Linked DNA regions of Homo sapiens: region 2 is linked to region 1. Evidence: chromatin loops called from intact Hi-C (ENCODE). Cell type or tissue: gastrocnemius medialis. All regions are shown on one strand.

The links. Hi-C counts contacts between places; a loop is a spot of excess contacts. Peaks named below come from ENCODE experiments on the same cell type or tissue, not always from the same donor. Only the 100,000 strongest peaks of a DNase experiment are listed, where the experiment ranks them.
Region 2: it touches region 1 in a loop (5-fold over the local background); 5 of 110 quality-filtered maps call a loop at or near these places.

Annotation. Positions count from the first base shown.
Region 1 is chr6:150,315,566-150,323,565 of GRCh38, forward strand. No RefSeq gene overlaps it. Among named protein-coding and RNA genes, the nearest start is that of IYD, 49 kb to the right of the region's middle. In gastrocnemius medialis, no CTCF peak of the experiment used is centred here; DNase peaks (open chromatin) are centred at 4,996, 7,016 and 7,106; H3K4me3 peaks cover 651 bases; H3K27ac peaks cover 3,653 bases.
Region 2 is chr6:150,192,458-150,200,457 of GRCh38, forward strand. The region is part of intron 1 of PPP1R14C (protein phosphatase 1 regulatory inhibitor subunit 14C); the gene reads left to right. Among named protein-coding and RNA genes, the nearest start is that of PPP1R14C, 53 kb to the left of the region's middle. RefSeq lists a silencer at 4,696-4,990. In gastrocnemius medialis, no CTCF peak of the experiment used is centred here; a DNase peak (open chromatin) is centred at 3,764; H3K27ac peaks cover 1,528 bases.

The DNA of each region.
Region 1 (8,000 bases):
CCCTGTGGGTTCTGCACTACGTGAGGCCAAAGCCCAGTGGCTGCTGCCCATCCCTGGGCCCAGGAGCCTGATGGTCCAGCTTTTCCCGATTTCCATGAGGTCCAGACAAGGGTCCTGTTTTCCTCACTCCCACACATATCCTTAAGGTAAAGTTCTGAGGCCGGGCGCAGTGGCTTTTGCCTGTAATCCTAGCACTTTAGAAGGCCAAGGTGGGAGGATCACTTGAGCTCAAGAGTTTGAGACCAGCCTGGGCAACATAGCAAGACCCCATCTCTACTGAAACACAAACAAACAAATAATCTGGGCATGGTGGTGTGCGCCTATAGGTCCCAGCTACTTGGGAGACTGAGGTGGGAGGATTGTTTGAGCCCAGGAGATGGAGGCTGTAGTGTGCTGTGATCACATTACTGGAAGAAAAAAAGATGAAGTCCTTGTTCCTTGAATGCAGAGTGAGTCTGAATCCTGACTCCTGGTGGGGCAGTCTGTCATCTCACCTCTACACCAAAATATTCCCATTTACTGTGATTTTTTTGTTTGTTTTAGGAGAAGATATCAAGACTCTGTGGGACAGGGCTGGGCATGGTGGCTCATGCCTGTAATCCCAGCATTTTGGGAGGCTGAGGTGGGCAGATCACTTGAGGTCAGGAGCCGAGATCGTGCCACTGCACTCCAAGCCTGGGTGACAGAGCGAGACTCCGTCTTAAAAAAAAAAAAAAAGACTCTGTGGGATGAATAATGCATTAAAGTTACACTGAGACTTGATGGATATTTCACTGTAAAGAGCTCAGGCTTCCACCTGCAGAGCTCAGGCCAGACAGCCACCTTAGCTTCTCAGGTTGAAACCAAGTAACTAAGAGCTGTGCAGGAACCCTGGGGGGCCAGGGGCTAAAACCAGCAAGGCTGAGGGGTCCTGGAAGAGAAAAGTGAGGAGGGAGCCAAGGAGAAAAGGGACTCCTCAATGCCCAGCCCAAGGTGCGTTCTGAATGGATTTGCAGGTGACCTGATCTTTGTTGATCTATTAATTCATTTATTCATCATTCAACAAGGATTATTGAGCCCCTGTGATGTGCTGGCAACATTTCTAATTCTTATTGTTTATTGCATAAATAATAAGGTATATTAGGTGATGCTAATGCCCAGAAGAAGAGTCAAATGTTGATGACGGTGAGGGAGAATATGTGTATATGTTTGCAATTTTAGGTAGCTGGCATTTGAACAATGGCCTGGTTATAAATAGAAACTCAGATGATTTCATAAGAGAATTGCGGGAAGTTGCTCCTGAGACTTGTCTCTTTTTCTCCTTTTTTGCTTTAAAAATCAGGGCGCTGACTGGGGGAGTGTTAGCCTTTAGCGTATCCAGTCAGGGAACAAAATGCAGAAGAAAGGGGGTGCCCAGAGAGCTCTCACTATTTTGAAGTAACCACCCATCCATGCCCAGTGTCTCAGCACCTTGGCAATTCAGACGGACCACGCCTGCCTTTCAGGTCTGGATTCAGAAGCAAATCCCAGAAGATCTCCCTGACTCCATTGGGATCTGCCCTCTCCACCCTCACAGGTGATCTGGACAAATTTGTGACATGTTGCTGAGGCCTACTGTTGGCCATTTTCCCCACAAGGTGTCCTGGGATTTACCCGGGACATGTGGCAGGCATGAGGCAGCTGGTGGGGGCTCCCTCTGAGCGGGCACTTGGGGCCCTTCAGAGTCCCTGGGCTCAGGCTCACGAACACCAGTGAAACTGACTCAGGCTGCCCACACTAGTTCTGGGAAACCAAACCACTGGCTGTTCAAGTTGCTTTTGGAATAAAACCACTAAGAAAGAAATGACCCCATAGCTTAGGTCAATTAAAGATTTGAATGTCACAGATGTTTGATTTTTAAAAACTCTTCTGACTTGACCCATGATTACTTTTATATTTCCTGATGTGGGCCACCTCCCTTGATAGGGGTGTGGAGCAGAGTTGGCTTATGTCAGGGGACATTCAGGCATCATTCATTGTTGAATGGTCCATCACTGCCTGGCAGAGGGAGGGGAGAACAGTTGCCCCAGGGGGTGGGGGGTCTTCACCATGACAGGCCCCTCCTCAGTGACCTCATGTTCCGTAGACTGTTGCTGCAGTTGGGAAACTTGATCCCTAGAAACTTCACTTTTTTGGGCTGGAAAAAAGTGGCTTGTGTGTCAGCTGCCGCTGCTTCCATGTGGTACTACCACCTGGCGCTCCAGAGTACTACCACCTGGTGCTCGATGGTGTCTCCCTTTTGGGGACCCTCCCGAAGTCTCTGGCTACTGAATTCAAGTCTTCTCGCTACAGAATGCAGGAGTTTACAAATCTTCCCAGCAAACATCTTCCCTGTCACCTCTGGTGGGAGATGATGCAATGAGCAGAAAACAGCAGGGTCTGGCAGTGACCATCTGAGTGTTGATACTTTTTTTTTTTTTTTGAGATGGTGTCTCACTCTGTTGCCAGGCTGGAGTGTGGTGGTGCAATCTCGGCTCACTGCAGCCTCTGCCTTCCGGGTTCAAGCGATTCTCCTGCCTCAGCTTCCAGAGTAGCTGGGATTACAGGCGCGTGCCACCATGCCCAGCTAATTTTTGTATTTTTAGTAGAGACAGGGTTTCACCAGGTCGGCCAGGAAGATCTCGATCTCTTGACCGTGTGATCCACCTGCCTCGGCCTTCCAAAGTGCTGGGAATACAGGTGTGAGCCACCGTGCCCAGCCGTGTGTTGATACTTCTGAGCTCTCAGGGCAGGGGCCGCTCTGGAGTCAGCTGGCACCTCGGTGTGGCAGTCTGGACTCTGCCTTAGGGCTAGACATGAGGGACTGGAGGCAAGTGTGGTTGGTGCTCTTGGTAGTTTGCTGACTACAGATCCCTGACAAAACTGAGCATGTAGCGAAGAATGTGACACACCTGGTGGCCTCCCCAGTGGAATACTATTTCTGCATCTCAGCTCCAGAGCGCAACTGAGCTGGCCCTCTACTTTTCTTTCCATCTACCTCTAGGCTTAGGAAAGCACACAAGCTAGAATCAGCAGTTGGGGAGCCAATTGTTGGGCTCACCTCCACAGCTCACAGGGCTCTGTGGCCTAGTGGCAGGACTTTCTAATGGTTACACACATAGACACTGCAGGAGGTGCCCATTCGATGACCTCCTAGCTGTGGGTAGGTTACTTCAGTTCTCTGTGCCTCGGTTTTCTCCTGGGGACGATAATATTGCCTGTTTCATAGGATTGTCATGCAGGCTGAATTGCTCCAACATGAGAATTTTCAGACAGTGCCTGACACAAAGCAAGCATTTAATATGGAAAATAGCTTAAAAACACTGGAGGCACTTGAGGTCAGGAGTTCGAGACCGGCCTGGCTAACATGGCAAAATGCCATCTCTACTAAAAATACAAAAATTAGCTGGGCATGGTGGTACATGCCTGTAGTCCCAGCTACTCCAGAGGCTGAGGCATGAGAATCGCTTGAACCCAGGAAGCAGAGGTTGCAGTGAGCCGAGATCGTGCCATTGCACTCCAGACTGGGCAACAGAGTGAGACTCCATCGCAAACAAACAAACAAACAAACAAACAAACAAACAAAACACTGGAGGCAAATGAGTAGGAACTTTTCTGTAGGACTGTTTGGACTATAAAAATTCAGGTCTAGTTCTTTTCAAATATTCTGATTTTCTACTACGAACCAAAAGGTATCTGAGACAGGTCTCAATCAATTTAGAAAGTCTACCTTGCCAAGGTTAAGAGCATGCGCCCGGGAGGCAGGTCTGTGCCTTCTTCAAAGATGATTCTGAAGGCTTCAATATTTAAAGGGGAAAGGGTGGACATTGGGGAAAGAGGAAGGCATTTTTTAAAGGTATGGGTAGATAAGAGACAAATGATTGCATTCTTTTGAGTCCTTGATCATCTTTTCACCAAATACACAGTTTACAGGTGAGAGGGGGTTAGAGGAAAAGTCACTTATGCCTTCATCTAGTTCCTTGAATCTGTATGCTTGCATCAGAGAAAGCAATCAGATATGCATTTGTCTCAGGTGAGCAGAGGGAGGGCTTTGAGTTCTGTCCTTTGTCCCGCACCTGTGAAGATAATCTATCAATTTACATTGTTAGGGTGAAATTCAACAGAATTGTTTTAGGATAAAGATCTTGGGGCCCATAAGGAATTTCCTGGTGGGCAAGTGGTGAGGGATGTAGGTAGCTTTAAAAAAAAAATCTTTGTAGCTATCTTATTTAGGAATAAAATGGGAGGGAGGTTTGCCTGATGCAGTTTCCAGCTTGACTTTTCCCTTGGGCTTAGTGATTTTGGGGTCCTGAGATTTATTTTCCTTTCACACTACTCACTAGAAGCAAGAGCAACATCTCTTCGACAGATTGGTTGTGCTTTGACTGTTATTGTCATCCAGAGACCACCGCCTGCAAAAGCTGATTCCATATGACCTGAAAAGTGATTTGCTGTGCTCATTGAGGAAAGGGTTCCCAGGACTGAGTTTCTGGGTGTCTCTCTCTAGGACAAGTGGCATTAGCAAGACCCCTGCAAGTGGCCACTGCTCCCTGTCCACCTGGCACATGCTCGTCACACAGTAGGTCCAGCAAGGACATCACCAAATGTCTGTTGAGTAAAGGGGGAGAAGGGGTGGGCCTATTTTGAACTTGGATGGAGTTTCGATTTCTTCAAGACCTTTCTATGCATGTGAGGTCCTTGCTAGTGTCTTTCTGGAGGCCATGCCTTCTTAAAACAGAGCCTTCCTTGCACTTCATAAGAGATAGTGACATGGATAGACAAAATCTACTGTTTAATAAATTTAGTGTGTCAATCAAATCAGACTCAAAATACAGCCTTCAATCTAAATGACCCTGCCTATAGTTGAGGAAGTGAGGTACATGGTTTAGTTACAGCAGCAGACGAGGCTGAATGTAGCTGTGTGTCCAGGCAGTGGGCCAGGCCACACACTAAAAGGAACTCACTGTATCCTTCAACTGAGCCCAAGCCCAGATATAGTTTCAGCCTGGTCAGCAGTGGCTTCCCCGTGTCCTCTCAGCTAATCCTGGCACGGAGCATGTGGAGCTTGGAAGGCCTACGCAAGATAAAATGCACTCTGGAGCCGCGGTGTATTTTATCACTGCCCGTGCACTCGTTGGGATACCTTGCAAAGGTGCTGATTTTCTAGGACTGGGAACCACACGGGGGGGCTCTTCCTGGAGTGCAAAGATGGCATAGATACAAAATTAAAAACAACTTATGTTCTGAGAATTAGTATCTGGAGAAAATGCAAGCCATTGTGCTACTTACCGTGACTAAAGTCAGTAAGGATGTAAAAAGGAGCCAACCAACTTCAGAATTAACAGCACATGTTTTACAAAATTTCAGAGCTCTTCAATTTAGTTCATTTTTTGCAGATGAGGAAACTGAGGCGCTATGGGAATTAAGTGAGTCTAAAGGGGTCACACGATTTGTAGTAAAACCTTGATTAGAACCCAGATCTTCTCATCTCACATTTTGATGCTAAAAAACAAAAACAAAAAACAAAAAGAACGCAGATTTTTCTAACTTCAGTTCAATTCCTGGACTGAAACTACTTTTTCTTTTCTTTTCTTTTTTTTTTTTTTGGTTTCAAGTGTTACTAATGATACATTTTTTCCAAGATATTTATTCAGGTTTGTTATTTTGAAGTGACAGCCAATTGGAACTTTTTTCCCAAGGATTTTTTTTTCAGGGAAAAAAAAGATATATCACCACCATTGATAAACTATCACCTTCTGAGTTAGCCTTGATTCCTCCTCCTCCCCCTCCTCATCAACATCTAATCTGTCAGGAGGTCCTGTTCTATTGTTGAAATGCATTTTAAATCCATCTCCCACTGTAAAACTTCTGTTACAAGCCATTTCTTGCCTCGACTGTTGCAAAAGCCCTCCCATCCATTCTCCATACTGAGACAGAATGTTTTTTTTTTTTTTAATTTTGAACTTTTTATCTTGAAATCATTATGGCTCACAGGGAGTTGCCAAAAGAAAAATCACTTTTTGGGTAAATGTTAAGATAGTTGTCTTTCTTTTTCTGTGTTCTGTTTTGTATCCTTAAGAAGGATTCAAACCCATCTCTCTCTATATACTACATGTCCCAAATAATACAATGTTGCCCTGATGATAAAAGTGTATGCTCACCCAATAGCTTGTGCTGCCTATATTTGCCTCAGCTTTCTCAGCCCCTCCCATGCAGGGGGACTTCATGACTGACCATGTTTAAGATTTGTCCTGAATGCATGGCTTCAGAATGCCCCTTGGTTAAGCAAGGACGCTGAAGATTTCATGCCACCTGGCCATCAACATGAGATATCCTGGATTTATTAGGTCCTTTCAAAACTTTTTCTCTCCATCGCAAGCCCTTAGGATTCATTCCTATCATTTTTAAGTATGGAGGTTAATTTTTCTTCAAATGTAGCTGCCCAGAAACTCTCTTTTTCCTGTGAAGCCCAAATAAGCTCCTGAAGCTAGCTCTGGACCCCCGGTGGCAATGTTGTCGGAACGGGGGAACTTTCTTTTTATACTTTGAACCAAGGGAGTCTGCTGAGGTGACACAGGCCATTGGAAACACAGGCTATTCTGTGAAGGCTCCTTGATCACATCATGCCCTGTGGGTGGACACCCTCCTTTGTAGGACCTGCCCTGGACAAGACTGAGAGGTAGAAGACACTTGCCTTTCCATTTCTCCCCAAGGTTCCCTCCGTTCGGGGCCATCCACAGATCTTTCTCCAGCTCCATCTCTCTCTGAAGCTGGCAGACAGGGACAGCCTCTCTTCATGTGTTCCACGTTTCCTTGTGTTACAATCTGGACTTCAGTGTTAATCCATTATTTCATTAAACACCCACTCATTGGGACACCTCTGGGCTGGGCTTAGACCCTGGGGATAAGAAGATGAAGGGCATGGAGGTTCAGGCCATTTCGGAACTTCCAGGTCCCTCAGGGAGGGCAGAGAAGTGGACAGGCAAGCCCAGGAACCCGTGAAGGCTGCCGTCCTGCTGTCAGTTATGTGTGTTGTGCAACCAAGACTCATAGATTTTCATCCCAGCAAAGCCAGCTGGGAAAGGAAAAGGGACAGTTGTGAGCTCTGAGAGTCAGCTTCCTTGAATTGTTCTTTGAGTTAAAATCAAAGCTGGCAATTAAGACTCTCCTACTACCAAGCTGTGGAACAAACTGTCCCAGGAGGCCCGACTTTCCCCTCTCCTCACCCTGCAAGCAGCAGCAGCTGGTGTCACCAAGGGGCAATGAGCGATTCCTCTCCCGAATCTCCTTAGTCACCCTGTATTGGGTTTTTCTCTTGCACCTGCTGTGTCCTTGACTAAAATCCAGATGTAATCACAAGGACAGGAAATTCGGGCAGGCCCTTGGCATGGCCCGGGCACAGCCAACTGCAGTCAGAGGAGACCCTGGCAGAGGCCCCCATTTGCAGTCTCCATGTTCACCATCCTCTCCCCGTGACTGAGTGACGCCTGACGAGGGAGGTGGCCAGGGTTATCCTTAGGTTTATTAAAGTATACTTCATACTTTGCTGATTTTTCTCTTGTTTTCTTCATTGGAATTTAAAAATTCGAAAAATAGAAGCCATTTGTTCTCCCTTTATTCTGAAAGAAAACTATTGATAAAGAGCTTATGTTCCTTCCAGACATTTCTATTGCTCTCTCCTCACCCGGTGATTCTACTGAAGATAAAAATCTCATTGCTGGAAGCAGATGCACTCTGGGGCTGGAAATGCCTCGCTTTCTCTATTTCAGGTCATTGCGCAATGCAGATAGACCCAGGGGCTGCTTAGGGCTGGAGTGTATGTTTATCTTCCTTGGAGTGTTTCAGGAGGATTAGAAGACACCGGGTGCCCAGGAAGAAACGAGAGTGCGGAGGTGGCAAGGCAGGGACTTCAGGGGCTGCATCTGCCCCACGTGCCCCCCGCCCTGTTTCTTGACTGTTCTGACAATCAGTTTCTTCACCTGCTAAATGGGGGCAATTCAAGT
Region 2 (8,000 bases), 120 kb before region 1:
TGCTCCCACTGATCAACAAGAGACAGGGCTCAGGCGGTAATGCTTTCTTGCCCATGTTCACCTCCTACTGTGTGGCCTGGTCCCAAACAGGCCATGGACCAGTACCACTGTGCTTTAAAGGAAATTCAGACTGGCAAATTACCTATCTGCTCCAGGTATCTGTTGTTGCATGCCACAAAACACCCCCCAAATCTCAGTAGCTTAACACAATATGTGTTATTATATTTCATGGTTCTGGGGGTTGATAGGACTCAGCTGGATGGTTCCCTCTTGGGCTCTCTTACACAGCCGGAGTCAGATGGTGGCTGGGTCTGGAATCATCCGAAGACTGGACTGGGCTGGTTTTCCACGATGGTTCCTTCACCTACAGGTCTGGCTTCTTGCCCTCTCTGTTTCCACACAGTGTCTCATCTTTCAGGGCCTCTCATCTTTTGGGACTGGTACTAGTCCATGGCCTGGGTCTTGGGACCCCTGTGCTAGAGGATGACATGGCACAGTCACACATTTGGCTGACCTTTTAGTGGGAGGGAGATAGACCCTGGAATATTCTGAGTGATCAGTTCTCTTTTCCCAGTTATCTTTTTCTTACTCTGTTGTTTAAGTACAGAGTATAAATCATTTTTTGTATAGGCTGTTCCTGGCAGATATGGGCCAAGCTTTGATTCATAGAGAGAAGGAAGCTTAGACGTTACCAAGACCAGTGCTTCCCAAATCTCCTGATTATCCAAATCACCGAGGGAGCTTTAAAAAGTCACTCAAGGCTTGTTTAATCAGCATCTCCAGGACACAGGAAGAAGAAAAAGAGGAGGAAAAAGAGGAGGAAGAGACAAGGATGTCTCACATGTGAGAAAATCTCAGAGACTGCTACACTAGATGGAAAGTTGCCTATGTCAGTGGTCCCCAAATGCCACACTACTCAGAAAGACAGGAAAACAAGAAAAAAAGTACATTTTCTTTATTAGAATTGGAGTGTGTAGATGTCTGTATCAGAGTCTGCATTTTCAAAAGAATTTCCAGGAGTGAGTAAGAGAAAGGAAGATGAAGAAGAAGAGAGCTACGACGGGAAAGAGATCGGAAATGAGAAGATGGACTTGGCTTGCATCCTGCAGATAATGAGTAAATGCTGAAGTCCTCGATGGAGGGCCAGGGCTGGGAGAAGGGGAGGAGGGAGGGGTGGGAGGTAGCTGTATACATCTGGAGGAGGGAGGGGATGACATCTGCCTCTGCTGGGTCACTCAGATCTGGAATGTCCTTGCAAGGAAGCCCATTCTGATTTTGAACAGCTGCTCTTGATAAAAGCTCATTCCCCATTTCCTTCTACCATTCATAGGATGTAGCTCTGGAGCCCCCTGTCCTAAGCCTCCTTATCCTGGCTTCCATCCACTTCTTCAGCAGGCATTTATTGAATGCCTAATGTGGGTGACATGGTTTGGCTGTGTCCCCACCCAAATCTCATCCTGAATTGTAGCTCCCATAATTCCTGCGTGTTGTGGGAGGGACCCTGTGGGAGATCATTGAATCATGGGGGGCGGTTTCCCTGATACTGTTCTTATGGTAGTGAATGTCTCACGAGATCTGCTGGTTTTGTAAAGGGAAACTCCTTTTGTTTGGTTTTCATTTCTCTCTTGCTGCTGCCATGAAAGCAGTGCCTTCCGCCTTCTGCCATGATTGTGAGGCCTCCCCAGCCATGTGGAACTGTGAGTTCATTAAACCTCTTTTTCTTTATGAATACCCAGTCTCGGGTATGTCTTTACCAGCAGCGTGAGAACAGACTAATACAGTGGGCATGGTTTTCTTATTTTGTTTTTTTCTCTAAATCCCTCTTCCATTTCTGTTACCTTCCACTTATCCCAAGAAATGGTTACTTAACAAATTCAAAACACTTATAAGGATTTGGACACAGCTTGAGCCAAGATTTATCTTTCTTTGGCAACCCCTGTTTGTTTTGTCTCTTGAGAGTATGTACAAAATGATACTGTAAACAGGATTTTAAGTGGCATGTGTAATTTAGTGAAGAGAACCAAATAATGTTCTACTACAATTTGTATGCCAATTATAAATCATGCTTTTCCATTAATTAAAGGAGTAGCTCTTTGATTATCTACCAGTAGGATGCAAAAATGATTAAATAGTGTTTTATTTAAAATATTTTACATTTTATTAAACCACCTTGGCTTCTGACTACTCCTAACTCACCTCGCCTTTAGCACAAACAGTTCTGTCCTTGGTGAATCTGATAAAATGATTTGCTTGTTCAGCTATAAAACGTAAAAGAGGCTCTTATAATTTGTTGCATAGTTTAAGACCCTGTTTTGTTTGACCACTGCTTGGGGGTTGATGTTTGTTATTCTTTAGCATCTCAGTGAGTACCGGGGAAGTCTACTTGTTTGAGTACTTACACATGTTGAATACAATTATTGACACTGATTTAAAGGTGAGATTGACTCAGTTCATAAATATGACAGTTGATCCAGGAGGCATTCTGTCTGGAATAAATTGATAAAGGCAAAAGTTATAAAAAGAATATGTGTCTGCTTTTGCTTTGTACTTTACTTACATACCTAGAGCAGTTACTAGTTATAGCCTTTTGAATATAACCTGTATGACCATCTTCAAATCTGTCTCAATTTCAAGAGGAGGTTACTCATGCAATTATGTGGGTTACTCTTATTCTTAACTTGAACATTTCAGAAAATGAGTTTTATGGTAGTTTTAAGCCTAAGCATTTTACATGGCAGAGAGCTCCGGTTTATTCACTCAATAACAAATTGCAGTATATGTGTGTGTGTGGATACCATGTTATACATGGGGGCTAAAAAAATAAATGAAATGCAGTTCCTGCCCTCAAGGAGCTCTTAGTTTGCTAGTGGAGACAACTGATACACATCTGGATTGACATGTTTTGTTTTTGAGATAGAGTGTCGCTATTGCCCAGGCTAGAAAGCAGTGGTGCTATCTCGGCTCACTGCAACCTCTGCCTCCTGGGCTCAAGCTATCCTCCCACCTCAGCCTCCTGAGTAGCTGGAACTACAGGCACCCACCACCATGCCTGGCTAATTTTTGTATGTTTATACAGATGGGGTTTCACCATGTTGCCCAGGCTGGTCTTGAGCTGAAAGTGATCTGCCCACCTTGGCCTCCCAAAATGCTGGGATTACAGGCATGAACCACCATGCTCAGCCCCTTGTTTTGTTTTTTTATTGTTGTAAAATACACATAATATAAAATTTAACATTTTAGCCATTTTTAAGTGTACAGGTCAGCTACATTAAGTACATTTACTATTTTTTTTTGCAACCATCCCCACCATTCATCTCCCGAACTTTCTCATCTTCCCAAACTGAGACACTGTGCCCATTCTTGATGGGTTTTAATATGCCTAGGACCACAGAGCTATGGGAGGCCAGAGGACAGGAAACTCCCAGTTCTAAGGCAGTGTCAGGTCATGGGCAGTGATTGGCCTGAATGCCCCTTGCCCATCTTCTGCTGTGTCCAAGGACTGAAGACCTGCCACTCTGCAGCTTGGTCGCTGTCTGGGCTGAAGAACCTGTCTCAGTGAGTGGGGGACTGGGATTCTCCTCTCTTGTGTCAGAGAGACTAAAACCGTAGTTCTGCTAGACCTCTCACCCCTTTCTATAAATAGGAGCATCAATGGGGCCTTCCAAAGGAAGTCATTGCAATACACTGTTGTTAAGCCTTCTGAGCTTCTAGCTGTACTGCCTGGAACAGCCTAGAAACTGGCAAAGATTTATGGTCATTGAGGGCAACTGGGCAACAATAAATCTTCAGCCCTGCTTGCCTTTATAGCATCTGTGTAAGCTTGCTGGTTCAGAGCCACTGGGACTCAAAGTAAATCATTCAGTCAGTCACTCAGCAGATAATTATGGACCGCCCACTAGGTGTGAGACATTCTGTTTCTCCTTTCTTTTATGTCAATATTTAGCAGAAGTAGTAGCAAGGCATCCAATTCTTGAATCTAGTTTCTCTTCTAAGGACTTTTTTTTTTTTTGAATCTCTAAGGTTGTTTTGAGTATGTTCTCCTCAATCCAAATTGTTCCCTGCTCAGGAGAAAATAAAGCTCTGGGGAGAGGCTTAACCATTTAATCATGTACCATTTAACACCTCTTTCTGGGAATGGAAACATAGATCAGCATAAAGAACTTGTCCCATTAGTATTTGCCACCGTTTTTCCTTTGAAAAGTAAAGATGTGTTTCAATCACTTCATTTGTTAAAATTAAAGCATGGCCTCTCCTTCTCCCTGTCCATCTGCTGTGACTTGTGATCTGATTTGAGTGTCTGTTCTAGTAGCAGAAGCAGCAGAGGTAGATGAGACAACAATTTACTGCCTCAGTGGAAACTTACTTCATGGCCGAGTCAGAATAACACAGTTGGAGTTTTTAAAATTAATTGGAATTTTATTCTACACTACTTGTCTGGAGTCTAAGCTACAAAGCTGTTGTTGTAAAGGTGAAAATCTAGCCTAATCAGTGCCAATGGCATTTGCAGAAGATGCCAAGAACTTCCTGGGTCTCAGGAAGGCTGGAATGTACTTGTCCTCCCTTCTCCCTCCCTCCAGTAAACACAACCTTCCACCCTCCCCTCAGGCTCCAGCTGCTGCTTGCTGCACCTCTATAGATCCCGAGTTTGGGAACTGGCTGGAGTCTCTGTTGAAGGACTGGAGAAGGTTACAAGGATTGTCTCTGCCCCTGCCTACCTCAGGCCTCCCAGAGGTGGGGGATGAGGGAGTCTGTGGAAGAGGAAAGAACTAAGGGAGGAGCCCAGTGTGAGAGGCTCTGCTCCCGCCTGCGGCACTTCCCTGCACCTGCCACAGGTCCAATTCATGGGAACAGCTGGACTTTCTAGCCACTGTCGTTGGTCTAGGAAGTTAAACTGTGGGCCTCTTACCCACCGCAGTCACTCCCTGGAGGTGGCCTCAGAGCTCTGGCTCCAGAGGGCACCTGTCTTGCATGGAGAGGTAAGAAATGTTTGAGTTGAACTGAATATTCGCTGCCGGCCTGGGGTCGGTGAGATTAGTGAGAAGGGAACAGGTGGCGTAAAAGCTAATGGGATGCTTTAAGATTGGCACATTGCTGATTTCCAGGCTGCCGTGGGAAGGCTGGTGGTGGGTATCCAGGTTGCTGTAGCGGGGTGGAGAGAAAGCACCTCCTGTTTTCCAATGTGGAGGCAATCTGGCCATGACATCTGTGTCCCTGCCCGCCACGGTGGAGGAGGGCCTGGATGCCCGGCTTTGTGTGCCCCTGGCCGCCACGGTGGAGGAGGGCCTGGATGCCCGGCTTTGTGTGCCCCTGGCCGCCACGGTGGAGGAGGGCCTGGATGCCCGGCTTTGTGTGCCCCTGCCCTTCACGGTGGAGGAGGGCCTGGATGCCCGGCTTTGTGTGCCCCTGCCCGCCACAGTGGAGGAGGGCCTGGATGCCCAGCTTTGTGTGCCCCTGCCTGCCACGGTGGAGGAGGGCCTGGATGCCCGGCTTTGTGTGCCCCTGCCCGTCACGGTGGAGGAGGGCCTGGATGCCCGGCTTTGTGTGCCCCTGCCCTTCATGGTGGAGGAGGGCCTGGATGCCCAGCTTTGTGTGCCCCTGGCCGCCACGGTGGAGGAGGGCCTGGATGCCCGGCTTTGTGTGCCCCTGCCCGTCACGGTGGAGGAGGGCCTGGATGCCCGGCTTTGTGTGCCCCTGCCCTTCACGGTGGAGGAGGGCCTGGATGCCCGGCTTTGTGTGCCCCTGGCCGCCACGGTGGAGGAGGGCCTGGATGCCCGGCTTTGTGTGCCCCTGCCTGCCACGGTGGAGGAGGGCCTGGATGCCCGGCTTTGTGTGCCCCTGGCCGCCATGGTGGAGGAGGGCCTGGATGCCCGGCTTTGTGTGCCCCTGGCCGCCACGGTGGAGGAGGGCCTGGATGCCCGGCTTTGTGTGTCCCTGCTGTGGCTGCGTGGTTGTCAGGTGACCATCCTCTCCAGGGAGGGGAGAGCTGCCCCTTGCTGAGGGAGGGTGTGCATGGCTTGTTCCCCTGCCAGAATGTCCCATTCCTTGACATTTTGACCAGTCTTGCCACATTCTATGGGTTAAGACCTGGATGATTACAAAAGTTGTGGAAGATGGTTTTCTTGACGGTCTTGTTTGCAATGGAGGTGCCAGCAGGTGCTGAGAAACACTGAGGGACCTCAGCAATGCCATCTGTTCTCAGAGGGGCTCAGGAGAAGCAAAGATGAGCAGTGGCCGAGGAATGGTGCCGCTGACATAGTCCGGGCAGCCCCGCTGGCACTTATGCTGCTGAGCTTGGCTTCCACAGCCAGGGAAAAGGGTGTCTTTCTGTAGCAGCCATCTGCCTCGCTCATCATCAGTTGTGATGATTTTGTCTTACCTGCCAAGTGGTAGTTCTTACGTCTTGCAGATCTTTGAATCCTCAGCACCTAGCACAGTGCCCTGCCTGCAGTAGGGGTAACATAGCCAGGAAGCACAGCATGCACGATTGTTTTCTCCAAAAGATGTGCAGAAATCAGTGACCAGACAGAAGTGGTAGGCTTCTTCTTTTTTTTTTTTTATTGTCACCATCTATAATGGAATGGCATCCTTTACTTAAACTCAACACCTTTGGAAGCACTGGCTCTCAGAGGCTAATGCCTGTGGCTCCCAACTATGGTGACTTGTGATACCTCACTCAGATATGACGGGTCAGTGGCTTTGGAGGGGGTTCTCAGGAATCTGCATTTTTACAAGTTCATGGGGGTGATTCTGGGGCAGGTATTTTATGAATGTGAATCATAACTTGAAAAAGAACAGGCTTTCAGCTGAGGCACGGCTATCATTCGAATGTGTCCCCTCCAAAATTCAGGTGTTGAAATTTAATGGCTAAAATGATAATATTAAGAGGTGGCCCTTTAAGAGGTGATTAGGCTCTGAGAGCTCCTCCCTCATGAATGAGATCAAGGCCCCTGTGAAAGAGGCTTCATGCAGCATTCCATTTCACCTTCCTCTGATCTGTGTGAGGACACTGTGTTCTGGAGGGTGCAGCAAGGAGGCATCATCTTGGAAGCAGACACCTAGTCCTCACCACACAATAAACCCACCAGCCTCTTCATCTTGGACTCCAGAACCAAGAAAAAAATTTCTGTTCATGGTCAGGCATGGTGTCTCACACCTGTAATCCCAGCTCTTTGGAGGCTAAAGTGGGAGAATTGCTTGAGCCCAGGAGTTCAAGACCAATCTGGGCAATATAGTGAGATGCCATCTCTGCAAAATTTTTAACATTAGCCAGGCTTAGTGGCACGCATCTGCAGTTCTAGCTCCTCAGTAGGTTGAGGCAGGAGGATCGCTGGAGCCCAGGAGTTCAAGGTTACAGTGAGCTATGATTGTGCCACTGTATTATAGCCTGGGTGACAGAGCGAGAGCCTGTCTCTAAAAAAAAAAAAAATCTGTTCTTTATACATTACCCAGCCTTTTGTATTTTGTTAGAGCAGTGCAGATGGACTAAGTCAGATACGCTCTGGAAATGGATTTTCCAAGTGGGGAATAAACAACGAGGAAGGTAACTCTGTGTCATTTCCACTTTCTTACACCTGGGGTGCTTCACACTTTAATTTTTGTCACACCTCGTGTAATCCCCTTGGTACTCTTTAACATTAATCTTGAAGAACACCTTACATTTTTGGTAGCATTATTGAAACCAGTTGATATATTAATATTTGAGGGCTTTTATAGGATATATATATATACACACACACATACACACACATGTACACAACACACACACACACAACACACACATACACACATACCTGTAGGATGTACAATGAAAAACCAGTTAACTTTCTGAAGTACAGGATTTTAAATAGACTCTATTTGAGCCCTGGAGATTGGCAGTAGTCTCGGCTACCCCTCATGGTGCCGGGGTCCGAATTACTCGCCTCTCTGGGACAGCTCCCTTTTCTCCCTCCCTTGTGATCTTGCATCCAACCCTTCCTTAACCAAGTCTGCAGACTTAGGTT